Linked DNA regions of Homo sapiens: region 1 is linked to region 2. Evidence: chromatin loops called from intact Hi-C (ENCODE). Cell type or tissue: heart right ventricle. All regions are shown on one strand. Links, peaks and the distances in the headings refer to the core of each region. The heading gives the core; the rest is flanking DNA.

Region 1 (8,345 bases), core at 307-8,306, 150 kb before region 2:
ACCTTGTCAGGATTCCCAAGGCTGGAGACTGAAAAACTCCTGGGTCTCTGTGTGAGCCTCTGTGTGAGCCTGAGTGACTACTCTGCTGAGACTTTGCACAGTTCTGAGTATTGGATGGAAGGCCCTGGTAAAGTGGCCTCCTGAGGGGATCTCCTGATCTGTGGGTTGCAACGATCTGTGGGAGAAGTGTGGTTTCCAAGGCAGGGTTGCACAATCACTCACAGCTTCCTTTGGCTGGGAATGAGGGATCCTTTGGCTCTGTCTCACCCTGCTTTTCTTCATTATCCATGGGTCGAGTTGATTGCCTAGTGAGTCCCAAAGTGAAAACTTGGATATTTCAGTTGAAGGTGCCAAATTCACTCTCCATTTTCATTCTTCTCCATGACAGCCATGGACTGCAGTTGCTTCTAGTCAGCCATCTTGGCCCCTCCCCATTTCTATTTTATAAATAATGGGAAGACAATGCCCTAAGTGAAACTCCATGTTGTTTATCTCTGTAAATACTTTAGCCATTACTGCTATCCATTAGTCAGAGACATTTTAAATAATTCCAACACTCTTTGATCCTTTACCTGAGAAAAGCAGGTTAATTAGGACTTTTATTTTTCCAGTGGTCATAGGCACCTTTATTAAAATAAAGGGCCTGTGTTTATTTAAATAGAAGAATTACTAAGAAAGAACCTGGAAAATTATATTGTAATAATTTTGCCAAAACTTTTCAACTATTTCTATATTGATTTAGGGAATTAAGTTAATTAGGTTAGATAATACTAACTCCCAGAACAAATATATTTCTTTGGGTTAGCAGAGGAAAATCTAATTGCTGATACAGTGATGCATTTCTTTTGATGCTTTGAAGCTATTCAGTAAAATAAGCAAAGCACAGTGTACATAGCATAAAGTGCTTCTTTTATTCTTCTGAGCCACCTTACTCCTCTCTAGCTTATCAAATAATTAACTGGGGTTAGTTTCCTTTTTTCCACATTTCTCTTTCTTCCTAAGCAAGCATTATGTAAAAAGTTGTGTGGTTATTAGATTCATACACTATTTGTGTACTTACTGTGATCTGAGATGTTAAATAATTATATTGTGGTCAGGGTAATGGCAGCAAATTGTTGGCAAACTCACGACCAAAAAGAATAAAAGCACTATTTACAAAGATACGGGCAAAATTAATGGAAACCAACATGGGATCGTGAAGCATCCTTGGGTTAGCAACAGTGGGAAGCCATTAACACCATTTGGCATAAAAGAAGATAAGGGAGGAAGCAATTCCTAGAGCAGGGAGTGCTGCCAGACCCTGGAGAGAGTGCTATAGCTAATGGAATGAGAAGATGGCCAAACCTAAGGAAGGTAGCTGCTTCTAAACCACAGACAGTAGGAAGATGGCAGGGAATAAATTATCTAACCACTTCCTTCCAGCCCCCTGCACTCCAGTTGGTACCTCCTATTGGCTGAAACCAACCCAAAGCCAAAAGCTCCTGATTAATGACTGTGAAGGTCATTGTCCAGGGGCACAGAATGGATCTGGCACAGATTATATGATTATTTGTATGTCAATCATTGGTACTAACTTTTTATGCAGATTAACTGAAAACTTTTGGGAGCAGAATATACTACACAATACAAGAGTACCTGGAAGATAGTAAATGTTTGTAAAATGCTTGCTGAATAAATAAAACTTAGACCGGACTGTAAGCATTATATACTTAGGTTTCTGAGGTCAAGTCTAGAATAGATTCTTACTTAAACTCTTAGCAGTGTAGGCAATATCCACTACATCAGGCGCTTGGTGAAGGATTATCGACTAAAAAGGTGGCTGGATAAATACATGGGTGTACAGATAATCAGATGAAAGTATAGATAACTCATAACATTTTATATACTTTAGGAAACTTGAATAATCTAGTCCAACTGTTTCATTTTGTAGGTAAAAAATGGAATTTCAAGTTGATTAAAAACACAATATTGCAGAGTTAGAACCAAAAAAAAATCTTGTGACTCTAGCCTCTTCTAACTAAACATGCTACCTCTAATTTACAGTTTACAATTTGTTTCATTCAAATAAATTCAAGAGATCTCTTGTATAACATTGTGACTACAGTTAATAACAATATATTATGTTCTTTTAAAATGTCAAGAAAATAGATTTTTAAGTGTTCTCACCACAAAAAAATGATAATTATGTGAGGTAATACATATGTTAACTTGATTTAGCCATTCCACAATATATATAATTTAAAACATCATGTTGTATATGATAAATATCGACAATTTTGTTAGTTAAAATAAAATGTTTTAAAAGTTGTTCCATTCAAATCAAAGTCAGTTACTGATGATGATGATGTGTGTGAGAGAGAGAGAGAGGAAAAGCACAAGTATCAGCTCACTTAGCATGATCCATGATTTGTGAAACATGCTTGCCATACTACTGAAAGAATGCTGAGGAGTCTACTTGTTTCTGTGTGACCTAAGTGCACAATGAACTTACATCCACAGAAAGTATTTGAGAATGTAGATCTCTAGAAATAATAGCACTTTAAAAGTTGTCACTAATCAATCCAAATATATACATATATATGTAAACATATATATACCTGTCTAATTATCATTATTCAACTAAATCTTCATCTTACTTTTTATGAAAGTACAACAAAAATAAGCTTAATCAATGCCAAATATAAAAGTAAATTTCTTTGTCATTTCCCCAAATATAATTACCACCTTCCATTTTGGAAACCTTTAATGAATTCTGATTGATGGGCTGGGTGTGGTGGCTCACACCTGTAATTCCAGCACTTTGGGAGGCTGAGGCCGGTGGATCACTTGAGGTCAGGAGTTCGAGACCAGCCTGGCCAACATGGTGAAACCCTGTCTCTGCTAAAAATACAAAAATTAGCTGGGTATGGTGGTGCAGACCTGTAATCCCAGAAACTTGGGAGGCTGAGGCAAGAGAATCACTTGAACCTGGGGAGCGGAGGTTGCAGTGAGCCGAGATGGGGCCACTGCACTCTGGCCTGGGCCACAGAGTGAAACTCTATCTCAAAAAAAAAAAAAAAAATTCTGATTGATGAAACACAAATTATTAATTTCACATCTGTAATTAATATTAATGTTTTAGGTCCATACTCACATGAAGAACTGTGCCTTAAAAAATATTAAAACCTTTCTTAATAATACTAGGTTTAAATTTGCCAATCTTCCACATATGCTACAAAGATGATTTTAGTCTATCAAGATGTTTATAGCGTATATTTCATTTTTTGTTTATTTAAACATTCAAAAATTTAGATGTAAACATTGTTTAGCAGCATTACTTTTTCAGTGTCTTGGATGCAAGGCATAAACTGACTTTTATGACTTTAAATATATTATCTGTATAATGTTTTAAAATTTTGCTTTTGAAGCCAGGAGCTATATTGGAAATACCACCTACATTTATTTTTTAAATGTACTGAAGAATAACACTTTTGAAACCTGTAATCCATATTTAAGTGAAATGCCTCTGTAACCAATCTTTGAAGTCCAAAAGTGTCAATCCACTAAAATGCAGTTACCTTGTTGCAGTTCAGAAGTGTGGGGAGCTGGTGGCAGGATGCAAATCCTTCCCAGACTGATGTGGCTTTTCACCACATAGTGGCGCCTGTTCTCTCTGGCCTAAATAGGGATAAGGCATTTCTGGGTCCTGTGGAGAGCACGGCCGACTCTCCAGGTGAGTGTCCATTCAGTGGGCCTATCCGGGAAGTTTGGCTAGGAATATACTGGGACTTTAGGAGCCATCGTCCGCCTCCCAGCTTCCTAGCACTGATGACTTGTTAATTCCTGCGCGTCCGGGTTCTCCCGTGGCACAGGACAAGAACTCCACTCTGTCCCCCACCACCCTGCAGCGGGGGTAGCTGGGGAGGGGATTGGCTGTTGGGCAGAGGAAAGCAACCCATTAGGTCCAGTTTCGCTCCTTTTTTGTGTGTATATTTTTACTATCAAAGTTAGTTGTGATCATCAACTCGATAAACTTGAATCAGGAATATGTCTGCACAACTACCTGTAATGCGTCTCTGTAATTAAAGTACTTTCAGAATCAATTAGTGTGAGGTGGAAGTTCATGAACCCAAACGCCCAATATAACACCAAATACACTAGGTTGGTGTAAAGATGCCATCTTCTGTTCTTTAATATACCAATTGGCAAAGCAGAGAGAAACAGGTGTCTGTCCTAGATCACAGCCGGAGACTTCTCAGCAGACCTCCTTCCTCACAGAGAGCGGCTTTGGAATGGGAGTGGGCTGGGAGGAGGCAGGGGAGGCCAAGAAGCACAAATTCATGGCTCCCCAGTGTGAGTGTGCCCGCGCGTTTCTGCGCTGGGTGACTCTAGGGGCCCAAGTTCTGTCCGGACCGGGGAGCGCGGGGCGGTAAGGACGCGGCAATTCACCTCGCCAGCGGCTTTAGTGTCGCGGTCCCGAAACCGCGGCGCCTGACAGCTGAGCTGTCCAGCGCCAGGGGGCGACCAGCCCACGAAGCGGGAACTCGAGGAGGGACCGAGGGACGCGCGGCGGCGGCTACTCTGCCGCGCTCCGCCCTTACCTCCAGGTAGTACAAGTCCACAGTAGTGATCTGCGAGTCCAGGAAATCTTCATAGGCGTTGAATTGAGTGACAATATTGTCCAAGGCCTTCAGCCCCTCTTCCTGATCCATTGCGGTATCCTCGGCCGAAGCGTCCCTAGCAACGGAAGCAGGAGGGCAGGGTCAGGAGGCTCCACCCACTTCGTTCCTGCCAATCAGTTGAAGCCGGTGTGAGCTTTGGACGTTAATCCCACCCCCCGGCGGTTTGTTGCAGTTTCTGTCTTCTGCCTCACTCCTGTGAAAACTTTCTGGAATTACCCACCCAAGTTCAGGTCGGATACCCATCCACCGACTCAGGCTTCAGTGAACTGTTGAGCAACCAGAGAGGTGCAAACTGCAATCCAAAGTTAAAAAGTATGACACTGCCTACATACTTAGACAAAATATTAGGAATTAGCTCCCAATTGCATTCTAAAACAATGTTATGCAAGACAAAAATACCGAGACATTTTGCAAAAAGACTGTCTCAAAAACAAGTATATCAAATGGTGTTGTGACAACGACAATAATAAAATAATGATTTTGTTAAATTATTTTTAAAGTTATAACAAAGGTAAATTATTGCTAATGTTTGTGTACAAGAAGCAATTTATGAAATTCCCAAAGGAAAGAAACTCAGTCAAAAAAATGTCTTTGCAGACCTTTTTTGGCACCAAGTTCTTGCACTTATTTTACTATTTTAGCACAGTGAAAAATTTTGCTGTGTTGAAGCTGCCCTTTTTAAAGAATAAAATATCTGTGAAATCTTATTAAATAAAGTCTTTCACTAAAGATTTTTTGTTTTCTTCAGAACAGTATTGTGTTTTTAAAATATGAATTTAAAGTAATCCAACACAACAGCTGGCAAAATATGTTCAGAACCAATCTTTGGATTTTAATATTTTACAAACCATCCTTGGGAATTAGCATATAATACAATGCTAAGCCTTTAATTGTTGCTCTGTAAGTACGTTTCTAATTCATCTTGAAGATTTTCACAGATTTGCTAACAAAATTTTAATGAAAACATCTGGTAAGATACTTCATTTCAGTTAGCTTTCCTAATTTAAAAAGTTCATCTTAAAAATTAGGATGTCATGACTTGCAAATTTTAAGTGATATAGACACAATATTTAGGATGCTACTAACTTGTTTTTTTGTTTGTTTAATGAATGTATTCTGACATGTTTTTAAAGATATTTTGGGCCTTATTTTTGAATGCAATTTAATTATTGAATTTGGGAAAACAAAAAGGAGATAAAACCTTGGACACTGGTAACCCATCAAAAGTAATAATAGGCCAGGTACAGTGACTCCCAGCACTTTGGGAGGCCGAGGTGGGTGGATCACGAGGTCAGGAGTTCAAGACCAGACTGGCCAACATGGTGAAATTCCGTCTCTACTAAAATTACAAAAATTAGCTAGGCATGATGGTGGGCGCCTGTAATCCCAGCTACTCAGGAAGCTGAGGCAGAAGAATCCTCCTATATCAAGATTTCATCACTTTTAAGAAACAGTAAAGCATCTAGAGAATGTTTGGGTTTATTAAACTAGAGCACTTTAATGAAAAGGACCTATATGTTAGTAAAATGTGAGGTCATGGTTTGGCTATATATTGTTCTATTATATCAATTGTGATTGTGCATTTTTTAGAGAAACCTCATTAAATTTGCCATTTGGTCAACATCTCTTTGATGAAGTAATCTCTACAGCATCTAAATTTAAACAATCATGAAATTATTTTCAGTCAATGAGTCTAGAAATGTCTTCTAACTCAAAACACTGAGGCTGATTTTCAGCAAATCAGCTTCTCTATTAATATCAAGAAAATTCATAAACTTATCCTTGTTCCTCACAGTAAGGCTAGAATTAATAGTGCGTATAACTCAATTGTCCTTTTCTAAACTTTCAATTTAACTTCAGAACCACTTTCAGACCTGTGCCTGAGAAATGAAAGGGTGGCAACAAAGAAATTAGTAAGTTTCGGCAAGCTTCTCTTTTCATTGCAAGGCTTTTGTTATGATCAAGAAATACTTTATTTTGGATAACATGCATTCCTACTTCAAGTCCAAGATTTTTAAAGACTGAAACCTGGAATTTAGCACCGATCCCAGAAATTCCATTCTTTGCAAAAGGACAAAGAAGGATTAGTATATTCATAATAAAACCCCAAGATGTAGGAAAGAGGAAACATATGTTATGTAAGAATAACAAAATATATGCCAGATTTAAGGTACTTACTTGGTGGAAGTATATTAAAAAGTTTCAAATTAAGCTCTACACTTTTATATTCCAAAATATTTGGCAATATACTATGATAGCTGACACAGTGAAAGGAAAACATACTTTGGTTTGTTGACATGACAGGAAGGGAATGTTTTGCTTATGTTAATAAGAACTTGAGGATCTATTAAGACGTTCTATTAATATGTTATCATATTGTAGGAAAAAAACATATACTTACTCTAATAGGACAAGAGATTTGTGTCTGGTGTTGCCTAGCTGCTTGTTAACTATGACTGCAGATGAGGGCTATTGCTTAATCATCAGCCAAGGAGAGCTTTTTTGCACTTAGAAACAATGGTGATACTAAATTTACTTGAGCTATTTCTCGTGATGAGATCGCTGGACTTCCTCACAGTCTCAGTTATTCTAGGATGCTGGAGTTCTGGTTCCACTGCTTCTCTGTCCTGGAGACACAATGTGTTCATGTGTCATAATCCGGGAGTTTGCTCCTGCCTTGTCATTGACAGTGTGAAAGGAAAATTTCAGAAGAGAGAAATACAAGTATAAGATGGAATTCCTCCCAGGACTGGGGTTGACAGATGTCTGCAGCTAATAAAGATTGAAAACTACTACTGTGCTATGGGATAGATGATGGGTATGATCACCACAACCACCACTTTGGAACAGAGAAAAACTTGGGCTCTCTGTGGCTCTATAAGGCATTACCAAAAACCTCACTGAAAATTCCCTCAAGCTTTTTGGCTACATGGAAATCAGCCTCTACCCTAAAACTCCACTCCCCCTGAGTGGGCAAACAATCAGAACATAGCACCTGTGAATAGACGGCCACCACAATAAATGTGGAGCTGCCAGTTGCAAGCAGGTGCCCAGCATTGCCCTACAATCTATGTTATCTTTTTCTTCAGTTCACTCTTACCTTCTACTATGGCTTTTTCCACTTTCTCCTCTCTCCTTAATCTTATATCATCCTTTCTCAAAGCAGATAAACTTAACTCTTATACCCAAAAGAAGTAAGTTATCACAATAGATTTCCCACAGTCAAATGCTGTATACAAGCTTATTCACATTCATATCAACGTTTTACTTCTTCCATTGTGTAAAGGAAGAGATTTACCTCCTTCCATACCTTCACTACACAGGTTCAATCTCCTTCTGTCTTCCCAGGGTTTCTCATTTTAATTATTCCCTCTCTTCTTTGTTGTTAATTTATCTCTTCTCTCCCTCCCCACCCCAGCTCCTTTCCCATTTTAAAAATAAGCAAATGATCCCAAAAATCACCCTCACCTCCACAGACAATGTTAGCTATAGGCTTTCCTGCCCTTTACAGCAAAACTTTTGGAAAGAGCTGTCTACAATCACTGTCTCCATTTCCTTACCTTCCACTTTCTGCCCAACATATTCCAGTCTGTTTTTACGCACTGCTCCACGATTTTCACCAAAGTCAATTATGACATCTTTGCCATTAGGCCCAATAGACATTTTTTCTGTCCTCAGACTGCT
Region 2 (8,345 bases), core at 143-8,142:
AGGATTGAAAAGGCAGAGAAAAGGGACTTGGAACATGGAAGACACTCAACAAATGTTTCTTGAACAGAAAATGACATTTCAAAAATCAGGGAGACAAAGAGTCTGTCTGAAATGGGAATGGAGACCCAGAGCTGGGATTGACTGCCATCTCTTGGTGCCAGGTTGCCAGTAGGCATTTGGGGCTCTATAGGAGCATTTCTGAGTGACTTTATGTTACAGATCTCAGGAAGGGGGGTGACATTACTCTAGAAGAACAGACTCCGAGGACAGGAGGAGCAGGAGGTTGCATCCCCCTGCATATAGAGAAGGGGCATAACCCAACAACAGACGCGGAGCAAACCTGACTCAAGAGAAGTTACAAGTAAAACTCAGGTGAAGAGAAGAAAAGAGAAATGATATGGACTATCTTGGGGTGAATTAGGCCTCCAGTATAGGGTTGGACTCTGTATATCCCCCAAACCTTGGAAATTCAATTTGGAGCCCCAAACCCTAAATTCACAGACATCCCCTAATTATCTCCATAGCTCAGACCCTTTCAAAGTAGAGAAGCATACCTGCATTACCAAATGCCCCATCATTTCCCCCTCTCCTTCAATACCAGTATCATCCTCTGACTTCAAATGGGAGCTCTTAGCATTCTTTTCTGTTCTTCATAGATAATAAAATAATGGACAATAATATTTTACCCATCAACTAAGAGGACATTCAAGAAAACGTGGCCTGAAACAGCATTCAAGATGATATTCTTCTGCTTCCCCCCGCCCCAGGGCAGAGAATGCTGATACAGCAACAACCTGGGGTATTTCGTAAACTTCTGGCTCTTAGTCCACTACCCTGACTAAAAGGTGCTGTTAGCAAAAAGGAGAATAAAATAAAACCAATTCCTCAGTGTTCTACCCTGGGGGCAAAGGAGACATTGGTGAGAAGGAGCCACAACTTGGAAAAAGATTTATTTTTCCTGGCCATAAATCTCATCCCTTGTTCCTCTGCCCAACGAAGCATGATAAAGTCCTTTTCCATAAAGTATTCAGTATTAGAGCCACAAAGCTCCCCCAATCAGTAGCCATCTGCTTCTACCATAACTGCTGCTCCCGAAGCAGGGAAAGCAGCACAGAGAAAGGGCACCACTGTTAGGCTGCTGGACAAATGAGGAGCCTGAATAGCTTTGGTTTTCCTTGTGTATCTGTATCTATAGAGACAGCAGAAGAAAGGCCGCATTATATTGATACAACAATTGTAAAACAAAACACGGAAGAGGCATCTAAAGGGCAATATCGCATGCATCAGGGGTCCCCAGATAAAAGGGGCACTAACAGATTTATAGAAACTTTTAATTGGTTTTCAATTGAAAGCTAAAGAGGCCAGGGTGTAGCTGTGAAGAGTGGCAAAGTGCTCTCCTTCAGCCCTCTGGAGGCGTGATCGATTTCATGAAGGGAGAAAAGAGGAGACCCTACCCGCCCAGAGCTGCTGCTTCTTTGAGGGCAGGGAGCAACTCCACATTAGCAACTTTCCTCTTTGGCCAGGGAGTTAACTGATCTGATCTTGACAATCAATCTCTCTCTCTCTCTCTCTCTCTCTCCACCCTGCCTTCTCTCTCTCCCTTCTCTTCCTTCCTCCCTTATTTCCTCCCTTCTTTCTTCCCTCTTTCAGACCAGTAGGTAAGTGGAAAGAGGAAGGAAAGGCTGCAAAAGTAAATCTAACATTCCAGTTCTGGAAAAAAAAAGGCTCCTAATAAGGCCCAGACTTTAAACCTGTTTACCCGCTAGTAGGGAGGCCTCTGAAAGTAACAGGAGTCTGACTCTTATCCTACCCCATCCTTCCTCTTCTCCATTTCTATAACAACCCAGTCTTTCCTTTTCTATACCAAACGGGAAAAGCTAAGCGTCACAGGAGTCTCTCCACCTAGTGCAGTGAGAAGTTTTCCCTTGTGGCCACCGGGTTTATTTCAGAGTGGATCTCTCCATTCAGCCAGTACCGCGCGCCTTTTCCTTAACGCCTTCCTGAGAAGCCAGCTGCAGCGACGGTGGCCCCCGCCAGCTTCGGTGGACAGCGCCCACCCATGCAGCAGCCTCGGACGTCCGTCCGTCTGTTCCTAAAGCTAATTTATTGGCCCGACCCTCCATTACCATTTTCGGCTTCCTAATTAATCAACGATAAAAGGCAATGACGCAAATTACGATTATGAGGGAACTGGAAGACGGTTTTGAATAAAATGGGAGAAGGGAAATATGATTAATTGAACGACATGATAGTGAAATCTCAAGTGCGAGAAAAAGGCCCCAAGGGATCAAACTCTGAACTCATCCGTATTGCAGGTGCGCCCCTCCTGTTGTCCTAGTGCCCTCGCAAGGGGACAGCCCCTAAATTCAGTCACATGGGTCCTAAGCCTTCGGAAGAGACCGAACTGGGTTCCCACTCCAGCTCCCAACCACACTCTGTGCATGAGGCCCTTCCTCCAATCCTACCCCTTCCTCCAATCCCCATCACTCACTTTGCCGCCGCCCCTGACGATTTTCCGGGCTCCTTGCCGGTGAGTCTGCTCCACTTCAGGACCGCATTTTTATTGAAGTGCACCCTATTATTTCGCTAATGAGTTGCGGGTCTCCTCAGTTTCCCTTCTGTCCTTGCACATTCCTCTAGCGAGGCTTTTTGTGAAATTGTAGGAAAACAAGTCTAGTAGGTCAGAGATCGCATTTGCTCGTGTAAGGGATTAATAAAGCTCTTGTCTGATGCTGCTTTTTAGAATTACGTTCGGGATTAAAAGACAGACTCAACACAGGCACACATTTTGCATCCGCTGGTGGTTGTGATTAATTTTTCCGAGGGGATTTGGGCCGGGAGCTTACGGAACGTGCTCTCTGGGTCTAAAACCCAACGACCTCGGCGCACGGGCGAGCGGAGGGTCTGGGGGCACTGTGGGTACGCGCCAGAACACTGGGGGATTAGAGAGGACATCGGACGGGCGCGGAGTTGCCAGCCACTGCGGCCTTTCAATGTCCCTTCCCTCCCTTTCCCCACCCCCAGCGCAACTGCTTCTGAAAAAAAACGGTGAAGACTGTCCGGGGAGGCTGTCTTTAGGGTTTTGGAGAGAAGTGGGGGGCGGGGGAGAGAGAAAGAGAGATACTTTTGACTGTCATGACTTTTCGAGGGGAGAAAGGGGCTCAGTACAAAGCCACTGAACTTTAAGCATCCGTCTAGCAAGGGAAATCCCCAGCTCTGCATTCCAGGGAAGCGCTGCCCCAAGTGCATAACTCACCCCCCAATCAAACAGTCGCCGTGCCCCGTCCCCCGAAAAGAATGACTTCAACCTCTGAGAGCTGCCATTCTCAGGGCTGCTTTCGCGAGCACCCAGGGAGGCACCTATGGAGAGGAGCCAGAGCCAGAACCTGAGCGTGAAACACATCCATCCCCTCCACACTACCTTCCGGCGGGCGACAAACCCTCCCCCCGCCAGTGATCAGAAAAGAAAAGGAAAAGTACCGGGGTGCAAGCGGGGAGGGAGGGGGAAGTAAGAAAACAAGCGCAGAGAGAAAGAGAGAGGAAGAGAGGACGAGGGAGGGGGGAGAGAGAGAGAGAAGCAAAAAGGAAACGAGAGAGGAGTACAGTTAGAACTGAGAAAAATGGGGAAGGGGTGGTCGCGGTGGGCGGTGGGCATTACCGCTTTCCAGCGGAAGGGGGCATCTTTGCGGCAGAGGCAGCGTTCCCCGGGGCGGGGGCGGGACGCCGGGGCAGAGCCAGCCCTGTAGCCCCGGCCCCGGGGTGCTGGCGCCCTCTTCTGGCTGCTGTGCGGCCGCTCCCTGCTTCTCGCGGGTGCTCTGGTCCAGAAACTGTTCCGCCCTCCGCGCCCAGGATGAAGGGGCAGAGGGGAGGAAGGTCAAGAAAGAGAGAGGGTTGGGTACCGGAACGCTCAGGCTCCTCCTTCCCCGCCCTTCGCCTGCCCCGCGGCTTCCTTACCTGGGGACTGTGGGGCTCCTTCCCCGGGAGCGCAGCTACTGCGGGCCCCTCGGCGGCCGCTCTCCCACCCCAATCGGAGCCTGCCGAGGAGCCCGTCCGCCTCGCGAAATGGCCCCGGTCTCTGCTGCAGCAGCTGGGAGGGAGGGAGCGACCGCCGGCTGCTGCCGGGCGGCGTCTGGGGGCCGCGAGCCGAGCGCAAGGAGAAGCCATCTGGAGCCTCGGCAGCGGGCGGGGGTGGGGGTACAAGAGAAGGGGCCAGGCTGCTCGGCCCCAGGCGGGCGCGGGGCAGGGCTCTGGCGTGGGAGTGGCGCCCAGTCGCCCCAAGTACTGCGTGTGTGTCGCGGGAGGGGTGGTGTGGGGAGGTGTGTGAGGGTCATGGCCCCTGGGGAGGAGGAGCGGAGGCCTGCCGTTCTCAAGTCCCGCCGATTACAGGGCAGCCCGGTACCCGCAGGTTTAGCAAAAGAGAGGGGATCCTCCTGGCAACCACCAGCCCCCCTCCAGCCATTCTCCCTCCGGGGATGGAGAGCTGGGCGAGGACAACCCAAGCACTCCTACACGCTCACACACCCGCTGTCCGTCAGAAGTGGTTTGCTCATTTTCCTCTCTTCCCACCTTGTCCATCCCACTCCAGGAAACATTGCTCCCCAAACGGCACGGATTTCTGGACGCCTCCACCTTAAGACAGCTACTTCAGCCAGAACGTGGGACAGGCACTAACGGGATATCACCCTTGGGGATAAACACGCTCCAGTTTCCTGTGGACGGTGGAAGAGGAAAGAACAGGAGAAGCTGCCAAAGGGATGGGGTGTAGGAAGCTCATCCTTGCACGTTTAGACTAGGGAAGAAGAGAATATTAGGGATGGGGGAGGGGGGAGGATGGGAAGTGTAGTTTTTCCCCTTCCTTCCTTTCATTTCAGATCCCATTTAGTGCTTTTATTTCTTTAATTTTGAAAACTATTTCCCTTTCCTGAATCTGGATGCGGGCAGGGAGCGAACTCAAGGAAATGATGAGCATGGATGAGAGCCAGGGGACAGGAGATATGTCCTGGGAACTCAAACTCTGCTGCTTCGCCACTGTCTCCGAGATGCCCTGAGCCTTAGCCCAATGTAAAGGGAGCTGATTGGGTGTATGGGCAGTGGCGGGTGGTCTGAGTAAGAAATAAAATGAGGGCAAGCCAGATCTACTCCCATCCCAAAGCATTAAAAGACACACCTCCCCACCCCTCAGCTGTCTTGTGTCCGGCAGAATGGCATTATGTAAAAGATCTGGCATGTCACCCAGTGGCACATCTGGTAGGTGTAGATGGCATTCATTAGCACGGGGCTTCTACTCTGCAGCATGCCAAAGCTCTGACAGAGATGCCCGCTGCCAATCATTCATTGGCTGCCAATCCCCAAGCGCGGCCGGGCGGGATGGCTTCCTTCCACCCTGGCATCAGGAGTGGAGGAAACAATGTGTTGAGATAGAAGAGATGAAAGTGGAGCTGAGGATGCGAGGCACCCAACAGATGTATCCCATGAGGAGATAACGGTGCTAAAAGTCATTTAGCAAGAAAGCATATGCAGGATCTCAGGAGGGAGGCTTGGGCAGGGGGTCTGCTTGCCTAGGGCTGAGCTGAAGGAAAAGCAGGGGAGCCCTTTCAGAAACCTGAAAGTTGAGGTTGCTTCTCTAAAAACACACAAAGACCAAAACCTCAACCCCCTAAGTGTAGGATTTCCCCCTCTCTTTGGTTTGTCACTTGTATCTCTTTTTATCTAGCAACCTAACTACCTCTGTAAAGGTCAACCTTTGTCATGTTTTTTTCTGAGGACCGAGATGAAGAGCACCTTCCTGTTTTAAATTTTGCATAATTCTCATAGACTAGTAATTTGGGGGCTAAGGGGAGGAAGACTGTCAGGCTATCTTCAGTGCATCGTAAAAGGCAAAGGTCTTATTTCCATTATTAGCTTTTCAGAGGGGATAAAGATGAACAAAGGAAAGCAAGGAAATTATTAAAATGGCAAAGGAAGATTAAACACAAAATCCAGGATAGAGGTTGCCTTTGAGGTTGTTCTTTTTCTTAGGCTGGGTGGCAATTAACAAAGTGTTCAGCGTAGTTTTTCTTTATGCCATATACATATTTTACATTCTTTTTATCCATTCACAACTTAATAAAGCAACAACAAAACTCAGGGCTTTGAAAGTTTGTGGAACTTGGTGTTTAAGTTGACTCTAACTTAAGCTCTTTAGTTTATATATATAATATATATTTGTGTGTATTATCTATACAATTATACTCTTTTTAGTATATGTTATAAAATATTTGGGACATATACTATAAATTTATTCATATTTTATCTAAAACTGAAACTTTAGTTGGCCATTACATATATTTATTTGCTAAATCTAGCAACCTTGGGTATGTTGGCTCATGGTCACAATATAGCTGCTGTAATTCCAAGCATCAAACCATCGTTTTAAACATGAAGAAAGGAACAGGGGCAAAAAGCTGTGGTTGTTTGCTTAATCAATGAAAAGAATACTTTCACTTTCATTAGGCAGACCTGGATCTCCTGGCCACATATACATGCAAAAGAGTTTGGGAAAATTAGCCTTTAAAGTATAAAAAGATAGCGATAAAGGACTGGGGATGGTTGTTGGGTTGCAATCAAAGGTGTCTGACAAAGAAACCGAAGATCAAAGAAGAGTTAATGTTAACATCAAACAAGAGTATAGCTTATCAAGTTTTTTCATTGTTTTAAATAAAAGTTTTCTGTTTTCATTATTGTGATTAAAGGGATACTGTTCTTGAGTTTAGCAGTTTCTTTGTGAATTTTATCAAATATTTCAAAATAAGGGCTTGGTCTTAATGTGTTCAGAAGACAGCTAATGTAAAATTTATCTTATATTTAGATGAAATTAGTATTTGCATTAGTAGTATAATTAGAATGTACTTACAAATTTAAGTGAAACAAAGAAAATGATGTTACAAGGACTGGGATTTGAATTCCCATTCTGCGACTCATTGGGTGTGTGACTTTGGGTATTTTATTTATCTAAGTAATATTTCCCCATTTATAAAATGGGTTAATGTTGATGCCTTGGAGGGTTATCATGAAGTTTAGAGATCATGATACGCATAGAAGGTTTTGAAATGTGGCAATTCTCAGAGACCCAAAAGGAAACAGAAATTCAGCCCAAATGAATCATATTAAGAGATGAGTAGTCTCCCTGTATCTGTGGTTCTGCTTTCTGCAGTTGGAAAATAGGTGAGTACGGTATAAGATATTCTGAGAGAGGGAGAAAGGAAGACCATATTTACATAAATTTTATTACAGTATGTGATGGTTAATACTGAGTGTCAACTTGATTGGATTGAAGGATAAAAAGTATTGATCCTGGGTGTGTCTGTGAGGGTGTTGTCAAAAGAAATTAACATTTGAGTCAGTGGGCTGGGGAAGGCAGATCCACCCTTAATCTGATGGGCGCGATCTAATCAGCTGCCAGCAAATATAAAGCAGGCAGAAAAATGTGAAAAGGAGAGACTAGCTGAGCCTCCAAGCCTACATCTTTCTTCTGTGCTGGATACTTCCTGCCCTTGAACATCAGACTCCAAATTCTTCGGTGTTGGGACTTGGATTGGGCTCTCCTTGCTCCTCAGCTTGCAGACAGCCTATTGTGGGACATGTGATTGTGTAAGTCAATACTTAATAAACCCCTATATATATATATATGAGGCAAGGAGTTTACTGACTCTGTACATAATACCTTTGACCATATGTGGAGAACCAAGGAACACAATGAAGCTGGTTGCTTGCTCCTAAGTTCAGTGGACAAAATGTGGAAAGAAAATGATGAACTCAGGGATTCTGTCTCCTGGCTTCAGAAGCAGATACTGAGCCTCAAATCTGCTAAGATTGCACTAAGCGAGAGTCTTATCTCATGTAGAGAAGGAGCTAAAATTGTGGAAAAACAGACGCAAGCTCTTATCATGCCTGTGGCTCTCCTGTAATGAAAGATGCATGTACAGCTTTGCCAGGTGTCTACTGTTAAAGTAAGGGCATTGATTGGAAAAGAATGGGACCCCACAACTTGGTATGGGGATGTGTGGGAGGACCCAGATGAAGCTGGGGACACTGAGTTTGTAAACTCTGATGAACCTTTTTGACAGAAGAAACAGCTTCCCCATACACAGTAGTGAAAACATCCCCTCCCCAACCCATGCAGCTATCAGCCTTTCCACCTTTGTCTGAGGAGATAAATCCTGCACTGCCTGAGGCAACAGTGATGGCCTCCCCTGCAGCAGTTATCAGGCAAGATAATGTTGATTCTCCTCAGCAGCCACTCCCAGCTCTTTCGTTTGCTTCTAGACCTATAACTAGATGGAAGTCCTGGAGGGCCCCTAGAGGTG

Evidence for each region. Hi-C counts contacts between places; a loop is a spot of excess contacts. Peaks named below come from ENCODE experiments on the same cell type or tissue, not always from the same donor. Only the 100,000 strongest peaks of a DNase experiment are listed, where the experiment ranks them.
Region 1: a loop joins it to region 2, with 6 times the contacts of the local background. A loop is called at or near these places in 2 of 110 quality-filtered maps.

What each region holds. Positions count from the first base shown.
Region 1 is chr4:80,332,115-80,340,459 of GRCh38, reverse strand. CFAP299 (cilia and flagella associated protein 299) reads right to left here and starts at 4,730. Exons shown (of 6, transcript NM_152770.3): 1 at 4,581-4,730. The coding sequence starts at 4,691. RefSeq lists an enhancer at 4,589-4,738. In heart right ventricle, for the core only: CTCF peaks have their summits at 3,631 and 4,515 (motif pointing right); DNase peaks (open chromatin) are centred at 3,685 and 4,759; H3K4me3 peaks cover 1,669 bases; H3K27me3 peaks cover 3,421 bases.
Region 2 is chr4:80,179,665-80,188,009 of GRCh38, reverse strand. It overlaps PRDM8-AS1 (PRDM8 antisense RNA 1), which reads left to right. Exons shown (of 6, transcript NR_183912.1): 6 at 4,586-6,746. It also overlaps a transcript of PRDM8 not described here. Among named protein-coding and RNA genes, the nearest start is that of PRDM8-AS1, 14 kb to the left of the region's middle. RefSeq lists silencers at 2,661-2,955, 3,615-3,794, 3,805-3,854, 3,945-4,124, 4,275-4,324 and a cis regulatory region at 7,836-8,345. In heart right ventricle, for the core only: CTCF peaks have their summits at 3,532 and 3,777 (motif pointing left); DNase peaks (open chromatin) are centred at 2,483, 3,299, 3,759, 4,306 and 1 weaker place; H3K4me3 peaks cover 3,321 bases; H3K27ac peaks cover 1,640 bases; H3K27me3 peaks cover 3,678 bases.